Regions from separate parts of the Homo sapiens genome. Here region 1 is linked to region 2. Evidence: chromatin contacts called from ENCODE Hi-C or POLR2A ChIA-PET data. All regions are on one chromosome and are shown on one strand. Each heading gives the region's core, a stretch centred on a gene start or an enhancer-like site at or near the end of the contact. The rest is flanking DNA. Distances are from core to core; before and after follow the strand shown. Region 1 has its middle 59 kb from the start of RNF152. Region 2 overlaps LOC124904314 (a long non-coding RNA gene).

Region 1 (4,918 bases), core at 749-3,248, 370 kb before region 2:
GCACCCCTCCTGTTGACTTCCTGCAGCTGCACTTTGTGTTGATGTCTGCGACTGTATGATTAGTGTCTGCCTTTTGCACTGGGAAGGCCAGTCATATGTTCCATGAGGACAGGCAGTCTTTGTCCATTGCTGCAACTCAACTGCTTAGCATGGTGCCTCATAAATAAGAGAACATCAATCTGATAATACTATTTTATTTCATGGCTTGAGTAATTGGTTGGACCTAAATCCCTTGACAGCAGAGGTTTCTGCCTGAGGTCCATGGAGTATGTATATACCCTTCTACAAAATGTATACAAATATTTGTGCAGTTATGTTTTTCTGAGGGAAAGTGTGCACAGAGGGCTCTATGAACTGCTCCTCTTCCTGCCAAAAAGTTAACCATGGTGGTCCTATAATTATTTGGATTTTCAAAAGAATTACCTCTTACCGAAATGGATCTTAAATAACCAACATGTGTCAGGCACAGGAGCCGTTAAGGCCAAGTTCTGACTGATTGGACGGTAAAAGTGCAATGAGACACTCTCAGTGTATTGCTTACCTAGAGAGAAAGGAAAGACCCACCAAAGTGCCAGTTCCCCACGGTCCTTTTCCCACATGTGACAGAGCAGGACACCAAGGCAGGAGGAACCATGACAGCAGCTTGAGTTGGGAGGAACCCTGTTGCCAAGAGCCCAGTCTTAGACGGCAGCTAAGCAGGTTCATCATCTGCAGTTTTTTTTTCTCAAGAGGGCAAGGAAGGAAACCTCATTCTTCTTCACAACCTGGGATATGATGGGAATTAACCTTCTAACAGCCTCCCAGAAGAGACAGGCAGGGAAGGGGAGAGGGCCTTCCAGGGAGGGCCGTAAGTAGCTCTGCAGGCTCAGAGGAGCTGCGACTCAAGTCTCCTCTGCCTGCAGGACTTATGTGGACATGTGCAGGGTGTCCCAGGTGCGAGGGGGAGCAGCTTCTTTACAACAGGTTAACAACAGAGCGTGAATATTTCTAGGCAGAGTGAGAGAGGATCATGTTGGCCCATCCAGTCATTCAGTGTGCAGGCAGAATATTTCTCACTGCTGCTTCTCTCCTGGTTTCAACTGCCGGAAACTCTTCCTGCTTTTCATTCCTCTAATTGCTTACAGTCTCCAAAACCTCAAATGCTTATTTATGTTTTTGTCCCCTAATGGTTCTCACAACAGCAGCAGTGGACCAGAGCTGTCTAGTTGTAAGAATAAGAATTTTCTGGATCCAGAGCCAGAATTGTTAGGGAGGACTGTGGTGATGCATTCTGCATTTCTTTCTCTTTCTTTCTTTCTTTCTTTCTTTCTTTCTTTCTTTCTTTCTTTCTTTCTTTCTTTCTTTCTTTCTTTCTCTCTCTCTCTTTCCTTCCTTCCTTCCTTCCCTCTTCCTTCCTTCCTTCCTTCCTTCCTTCCTTCCTTCCTTCCTTCCTTCCTTCCTTCCTTTCTTTTCTTTTTTTGAGGTGGAGTCTCACTCTGTCTCCCAGGCTGGAGTGCAGTGGCACGATCTTGGCTCACTGCAAGCTCCGCCTCCCAGGTTCAAGCAATTCTTCTGCCTCAGCCTCCCGAGTAGCTGGGATTACAGGCATCTGCTACCACGCCCGGTTAATTTTTGTATTTTTAGTAGAGATGGGGTTTTGTTATGTTGGCCAGGCTGATCTCGAATGCCTGACCTCGGGTGATCCACCCGCCTCAGCCTCCCAAAGTGCTGGGATTACAGGCATGAGCCACCTAGCTCAGCCACATTCCGCATTTCTAACAATTGCTTGAAAAGGCACTGTTTATGAGTGGAGAATTGTTTGTATTTAAGAGACAGCCTCAGGTAGTGGAAAGCCCAGTTTTGCTGCTGAGAATGTGTGGTGGTGATGATTCATGGATCCGTGGGTAAAAATGCTGTCTGCTCCCTGTCTCTGGTGAGCTGACTGTAACAAGGCCTCCAGTGAGGCTTGCGGAGACTCGCTTAAGCTCCCCGGAGGAGGTGAGGGAAAATCCCAGAAGATGCAAATTGAGTTCTCTTACAGTGAAAGGACATAGCCCCTGGTGATAAGCAGCCCACACTCTGGTTTTAATAAGCTTGAGGTTTGGTACTTCTTAGTAATGAGCAGAATTTAAAGGAAATGAAACCAACTCAGAAGTTTTAGCTCATTTGTTGTATAGCAGAAAGCACCAATTAGTGATTGGAATAGCGGTAGGTAATGTCTTGCAACGAAGTGACAAGGTAGAAAAAGGATTTGGGATTTCTCCAGCCTACTTTATGGCTGATAGAATTTTGGTCTCTCTCTCACAAAATAATGTGTAGGCCCTTATCTAATTAGGAAACAAGGTGATTGGCTGTCTAAGGCAATGTCATGCCTGAGTAGCATTGGTAAGATCCTCCTTAGTCCAGGAACTGTAGCATGTTTAAGGCCATTGTAATGTTAGCATCAACAACCCTGGAAGGGTTTTTTTTTTTTTAATTCACCCCAAGAGAATGTTTTCAGTGGAACTCAGCGACATCCTGAAGTTGAAATAAATGTCCATGTGTCTCCAAGCAAATGCCCCATGTCTCTTACATTTAACCATACAGAAGAAACAGTAAGCAGCATGAATCCTTTCATTTTCCTGGGTAATAGGTAAGTGGCAAAAAGAATTGGCTTTTGACATTGAAGGAGGCCCTAAAACTCTGACCTACTGAATGTGTTGCTGACAGCAGTGTAACTACATTGGGGTAGTGCCGGAGATGGGGCCAATCACCATGGAAAACCCTGAACCAACTAGCTGGGCATGGTGGTGAGCTCCTGTAATCCCAGCTACTCTGGAGGCTGAGGCAGGAGAATCGCTTGAACCCGGGAGGTGGAGGCTTCAGTAAGCCAAGATCGCGCCACTGCACTCTAGCCTGGGAGACAGAGCTAGACTCTGTTTCCAAAAAAGGAAATGCAGAATGCGTCACCACAGTCCTCCCTAACAATTCCAGCCCTGGATCCAGAAAATTTTTATTCTTACAACTAGACAGCTCTGGTCCACTGCTGCTGTTATGAGAACCATTAGGGGACAAAAAGAAATAAGCGTTTGAGGTTTTAGGGACTGTAAGCAATTAGAGGAATGAAAAGCAGGAAGAGTTTCCAACAGTTGAAACCCTGAAGCATTCCAGGGTTTTCTCTCCAGGAACCTCAAGGGCCACATGAAGGAACACTGGACTTTCTGTAGGATCACTGCTCCTTTGGCATCCACGGAGTCACAGTGAAGGACATTCCCAACAATGTTTTGGGTGGCTGATGGGAAGACAGTGGTCATGGAACCAAAGGATTTGGAAAAACTTACAAACGAAGACACAAACTGGAAACGTAATCCTTGAGTTCTTAAAGGCTTTCTCAGACATGACCTTGATTTGTACTTTTTTGCCTCTGAAATGGGAGTATAATTCTGCTCTTTCAAAGGTACCATAAGGGCTGATGAATTAAACAACATAAATTATTTTTGCAAATATAAAACTCTAATACAAATAAAGAAATCATAGTACATATAGACCCTTCATAGCCTATAAAAAGAATTAATGTGGATGCAGAAAGCTATTCTATTTAAATGGTTAAAAAATGAGTAGCAGTTCCTTTCTGTTTGGATTTTAATTGAAGCCTAGGGATTTATGTGAGGAAACACCTGACTGAGCATGGACAAGGACAATTATTTGGAGAGAAAAATATGGTTTTGAAATTCACACCCAGTGCCAGGGCTCTGAAGGTGCATGCCAGGTTTCAGGGAACATTGTCTGGTCTCAGGGGAGTACACATGCAGAAATTTACTTTGCTTCTAATTTATATAGTATGAGACAAAACTAAAACATGGGTGACCGTTTCCCTGAGATCTCAGGAATGTTATAAGGGATGTTGTTAATAGAAGGAAACAAATGGAAAAAATTCCTCTGCTCCCATTTAAAAATGTCACCACACTGAAGAGGAAACCCGTAATAGTGCTTATCTCTCAATACAGTTTTGCATCTGAGCTTGGCCAAAGATGTCTCCACGTTTCTCCCTGTTTTGCTTAAGCATCCCAATTCCAATGCCTAATAAACCGATAGCATCCTAGTATTGTTAGACACACCCAGAGTGAAACCTAATAACTGAAAGCCCATATCAAATCAGAGAGCTGCCCTCACGGGTGAGAGAGACAGGGAGAAGGACAGGCTTTGGGGCTGCCCAGGGATGAGCTAGGAGAGCCGAGGTCAGACTCCCGTCATGATTTGGCTCAAGGGTTTTGCATTCCAGTTTCAATTCAGGTTCCAGCACGTATAGTGACTCATAAACAGGGCACAAACGAGCATGGATGTTGTGATTAACCAAGAAAAAGGAATGGAACAAAGCAGACAGCAAAGTGGGTGGGAAACGTTCCCGGGGTTGCTGCGGAGTCAGAAGCAGGGAGTGACTGCAGGTCAGACTGCATCAGGCTGGGGACGTGTATTTCCGAAGGGGAATGGTGAGGGGGACAGAGGTGGTCGGGAGATGCCAGAACACATCCGTCTCATCTTGATGGCAATCTCACTGCAGTATTTTGGTCAAAAGGAGGGAAAAACACAGACTGGATGAGCTGGGTGAGCACAGAGAGAAGTGGGCACCCTGGCTGTGTCCCAGAATTTCCATACGGGGGAACCATGGGCCAGATGAGCAGTGGGACCACCACCGCTCATGAGGGACAACAAGCAGCCCTGGGCAGTATTGGGCCTATTCAGGCACGGGGGGAGTGAGGGTAGGGCAGGGAATGGGGATCTGCCACTTGCCTTTAATGAGTGGTCTTAGAAGTCCCAACTTTAGGGCTAATTTTTAGAATCAAGATGTAACTTATATACAGTCAAGCTTGAGGAATGTTTGCATATGCATATACCCATGTAAACAACTATATCTATTACCCCAGACTCCTTCATCCCCCTTCCCAATCAAGACCATCAT
Region 2 (4,855 bases), core at 1,560-4,059:
CAAGGAGACTTGGTCATTTGGCTGCAACTATCAAAAAGCCAGGCTCAAACTGGCTTCCAGAATAAGAAAATGGATTGGTTCACCTAAAAGGAAGCCCAGAGTCAGTGCAGGCTTTGGGGCTGGGAGATTCAATCAGCTCAACAACATTTTCAGAAGCTCATGTTATTTTCTACCAAAGGGCAGGTGCCAGGGGTTGTCAGTAACAATGGGGGCATCATGGCAGTAGCTACTGCTTCTTTATTCTCCTCCAACAGGGGAGAGAGAATGCTGCTTCTGTAAAGCCTCTTGGAAGAATGACTACAAACCTTAGTCTTTACTAAAAGTCATTTAGTCATTTACTAAAAGTCATTTAGTAAAGTCATTGGTCTTTACTAAATCACATGACCCCTCCCCTGAGCCAATCATTGGGAAGGGGATGGCTCACCCTTAGACCAATCAGGATCACACCTATGGCTGGGGGTCAGGCCAGCTTCCAGTGTGTCACATGGGGTATTAAGGAGGGTCTAGGCACCTAAACAAAATCAGAAATCTGGGATATGTGAATATCATGTAGAATGGCAGCACTTAACCTCACATCGTTATTTTGACTTATAACATGTACAAAATAAAATAGATTCCCACTTGAAATCTGTATCAATCAATATTCTCCATAGAAACCAAACCAATAGGACACACACACACACACACACACACACACACACACAGAGAGAGAGAGAGAGAGAGAGAGAGAGAGAGAGAATTATTTTAAAGAATTGGCTCACACCATTGTGGGAGCTGGCAAACCTGAAATCTCTCCCTTTCTCTCTCTCTCTCTCTCTCTCTCTCTCTCTCTCTCTCTCTCTCCCCCCCCTTCCTCCCCTCCCTCCCTCCCTTCCTCCCTTCCTTCCTTTCTTCCTTCCTTCTTACCAAGTCTCGCTCTGTCTCCCAGGCTGGAGTGCAGTGGCGCCATCTCGGCTCACTGCAACCTCCGCCTCCTGGGTTCAAGTGATTCTCCTGCCTCAGCCTCCTGAGTAGCTGGGATTACAGCAGTGTGCCACCATGCCAAGCTAAAATCTGAAATCTTACAGCAGACCAGCACTCAAACTCAGGGAAGAGCTGATGTTGCAAGTCTTGAGGCAGAATTCCTCCTTCTTTGATAAGCCTCAGTCTTCGCTGTTAAGGCCTTCACCTGATTGGAAAAGGCCCACCCATATGATTGAGGGTAATCTCCTTTACTCAAAATCAACTGTAAATGTTAATCACATCTACAAAATACTTTCACAGCAACATCTAGTCTAGTGTGTGGCCAAACAACAAGGCATTATAGCCTAGCCAAGTTGACATATAAGATTAACTATCACATAATCTTTGTCCTCCAATCTTAATTTCCTTAATGTTTCTAACCTCCTACTTCCTTAAAATGGGTGGCTGTGGTGTGATTTCAGAAATGTAAACCTTAGCATGAGGGTGGAAACCACTATAGAAAACACAGAAATCATCGTTTTTCATACTAGTCCAAAGGATCCATACAGATGTCTCCAGACAGATTCAGCTCAATTTTCCAGATGTGAACACTTATACTGTTTCAGATTTAATCCATGGTGTTCTGCTGTGGGAAGGGGGGACTGGAAAGATGTTTTCTTTAGCATCTGCAATATAAGACAGAATGCAGTCCATGTCCCCACAAGTATCCCAAACAATGGGTCCAGGCTCAATCACTAAAGGGAAAAATTAGGGTTAGAAACCTTTACGTATGGTCTGTCTGAGCCAGCCTCTGGCTGACAAACCACTCATCCAATGATGGTAGTCCACTTGTTTGACAGCACTATGAATACATACAGTATGTTCTGGGCAGGTGGTTTGACAAATATTCCAGGGCAATTTATAAGATTTTAGCTCAAGCATCCTTCAGACTGTTTAAGGCCTGTTTTGGGTATTAGTGTGTACTTAGCAGATTATTAAAAAAAAAAAACTTTCATAACGTGAAATTCCTTTTTCTTCATAGGGATAATTTTAACCTGCTGGTAGTTTTCGTTTTTATGTGCTGTGATAGTGCTTGTTTATCTCAAAGTTTGTGTAAGGTTAGGCTGTTTCTACCCCAAAAGCCACTTCATTCCCTTGGCTAAAGCAAAGTCATGGGAATCAGTTACCCTTAGGGGGCAAAAACATACAAGCAAGTCTCCCATTAATGTTGAGGGGGAGTTTTGGGTACTAGCTGTCAGAGTTTCACCCTGCCTTATCTTAAAGTCTTCTTTCTAACTCATTGAAGACAAATAACACAGGGTGTTGGTGGGTGTGTGTGTTTATATGAGGGTGTGGGGAGAACACACGGACTTTGGGGAGCAGCCAATTTGGTGCAATTTGGGAATGATTGCCTTGTACAGAGCCAGCCTGAATAGTTTCCTTCCTCTGCGTATTTTAATAATTGTCAAGGCAAAAATAAAAGTGGCTGCGTTCCCTCTTTGGTGATGTCTCCGATCTGGAAGCCCTGTTGCTCTCCTGGGTCCCTCAGCGCCACAACGGACGTCAGTGGGAAGGGACCCTGTGTCCTTCGATGTCAAAGAGTTTCATCCCTATTTTAAGCCTGGGGTGGGGGAGCCCCGCTGCCAGGGGCAGCCAGAGAACCGATTTCCCCCTCCCGATGAGTCTGAGCTCTGGCAAAGTCTTCCGACAGCGCTCCCGGGAGCTTCCTAGGGATTGCTGACCTGACAGTGTCCACCGTTGAGGGGAGAATAATTGTGAACATCTATGCTGGCTTGTTTTAAAAAGCTAAGCGGCTGGCAGCGGGGCGTGCCTGTGGCCCGTCTTGCAGGTTCCGCGGCTGTGCAGTGAGTGCGCTTCTGGGCTGCAGGAGTGGGGCAAGGACGCCCCTCGGCCAGGTGTGGCTGGAGGCTGGGGAGGAGGAGAGCGCCCTCTGGTGGCCGAAAGAGAGACTGCCTGCGGGGCCCGGGCACCGGGAGGCTGGGTTTTCTCTGCAAAGAGCCTTGTCCGCAGATGGAAGCAAAGCAAACCCAAACTCCTTTCGGCTGCTGTGCTACCCTTTCTTCCGTTTTCTCAGGAGGGAGGATGATGGGCGCTGGGGAAGGAAAAGAAGAGCTAAGGATCTTCCTGTTTCTCCCTGGGGGCGAGCTTTTGTGCTGACTGAGGGGGACGGCTTTCTTATTGCTGACCCAAAGGTCCTTCCTTCTCCAGTGTTTGCCTAGTGTTTGAGGGGCGCACTTTCCTTTCCCCAGTGTGTCTTTTTTTTTTGCATGATCCTGCAGTGGCCTTCATGGTGTTGCCCCATCCAACTTTAATTCGGGGCCTCAAAATTGGGAGTAGGGACATAAAATGTGTGTGTGTTTGTGTGTGTGTGTGTTTTAGAACAGGCTCGAACTGGACTCTACCACCCCCTCCCACTGTGACGACTTCCCAGTGGGGGAGCAAGTCCCTTGAAAACAGCCAGCCTTTTGTTTGGGGTATTAGAGCAATTTCATTTCAGTCCTGTTCATTATTCAGAAAATTTTTTTTTAAATATCATTTATTACACTCTTTGCTTTTATTTTTTTGAGGCAGAAACTCACTGTCGCCCAGGCTGAAGTTCAGTGGCAGGATCTCTGCTCACTGCAGCCTCCGCTTCCCGGGTTCAAACAATTCTCCTGCCTCAGCTTCCCAAGTAACTGAGACTACAGGTGTGCACCACCACGCCTGGGTAATTTTTGTATTTTTAGTAGAGAACGGGATTTCATTATGTTGGCCAGGCTACTCTTGAACTCCTGACCTCAGGTGACCCACCTGCCTCGGCCTCCAAAAGTGCTGGGATTACAGGCGTGAGTCACCACGCCCAGCCCCATTATTTAAAATTTTGTTTAAACTCCTTGCACAGCTTTTTTCCTCAGGTGAGGCTGGAGCCATGGACCTGGCTCTGTGTGTGTGTGTGTGTGTGTGTGTGTGTGTGTGTGAGACCCATGCCCTTCCCATATTGTCCTAGGCTGGTTTCTCCAAAATGCAAGTCACAAGCCATTGCTGGCTCATAATATCAATTTAGAAAGTCACAATCTTTATTTTTCTTTAAAGGAGTAGAATGGAATACAAATTACAAAGTACATTCCAAGTAATAGAGTATGATTTCCTCAAAAAGCTGTTTCAGGTGTGTGTGTATGTGTGTGTGTGTGTGTGTGAAAATAAATGTGATAATAGATGTCAGCTGCCTGGAATTGTGTGAATCGTGTCATAATGTAAAACATTTACTGTGGGTCATGCTTAGAGAAGTTTGAAAGTCATTGTTTTAGCCAGGGGTGGTGGACATGCACTTGTGGTCCCTGCTACTCAGGAGGCTGAGGCAGGAGGATCTCTTGAGCTCTGGAGATGGAGGCTGCAGTGAGCTGTGATTGTATCATTGCACTCCAGCCTGGGTGACAGAGCGAGACCTTGTCTTTAAAAGAAAAAAAAAGAAAGAAAGTCACTGTTGTAGATGTGGCTTCTTGTTTGAGCAAAGGAAGGTGGGGTGCAGGGGAAGGGGAAAGGAGAAGGGAGCAGAAAGAGGAATCTTGAGGGACCCTCTGCTGCAGATTAGTGAAGTATGTCTGCCCCAGCCTTACCCTGGCCACTTCTGGTCCTTCTGCGGTGATGGGCTCCACTGTAGTGGTGTTGCTGTCATAGCTGGTGTTTGTGGTTGTTTAGGAGCTGTGTTCAGTTTCAGCTTCACTGAGGAGCTACCACGTTTCCAAGACAACAGGAAAAAACATCCCACTAAATACCATGTTGCACAAACTTTTTATTGGAATGTCTACAATCTTCCATGTACCTTTTTCTTTAGTCATATAATATTGTATGTTCTTGGCTTCCATTTCTCCCCACTGCAATATTCCTGCCATCTGGGGTCTCTTTTCCTATC

Evidence for each region. Hi-C counts contacts between places; a loop is a spot of excess contacts on that map. ChIA-PET counts read pairs that join two places held with the same protein, here RNA polymerase II (POLR2A). Pooled maps may share reads with other maps.
Region 1: a loop to region 2 is called in a pooled map, with 4 times the contacts of the local background. The contact joins two enhancer-like sites. A Hi-C loop is called at or near these places in 3 of 50 pooled maps. POLR2A ChIA-PET finds 5 or more read pairs at or near these places in 2 of 52 experiments (BJ and HEK293).

Annotation. Positions count from the first base shown.
Region 1 is chr18:61,949,476-61,954,393 of GRCh38, reverse strand. No RefSeq gene overlaps it. Among named protein-coding and RNA genes, the nearest start is that of RNF152, 59 kb to the right of the region's middle. Within about 2 kb of position 1,998, at least 4 of the 41 ENCODE cell types and tissues checked have a DNase peak (open chromatin) inside an H3K27ac peak, as active enhancers do.
Region 2 is chr18:61,580,070-61,584,924 of GRCh38, reverse strand. The region is part of intron 5 of LOC124904314 (a long non-coding RNA gene); the gene reads left to right. Among named protein-coding and RNA genes, the nearest start is that of LINC01544, 170 kb to the left of the region's middle. Within about 2 kb of position 2,809, at least 13 of the 41 ENCODE cell types and tissues checked have a DNase peak (open chromatin) inside an H3K27ac peak, as active enhancers do.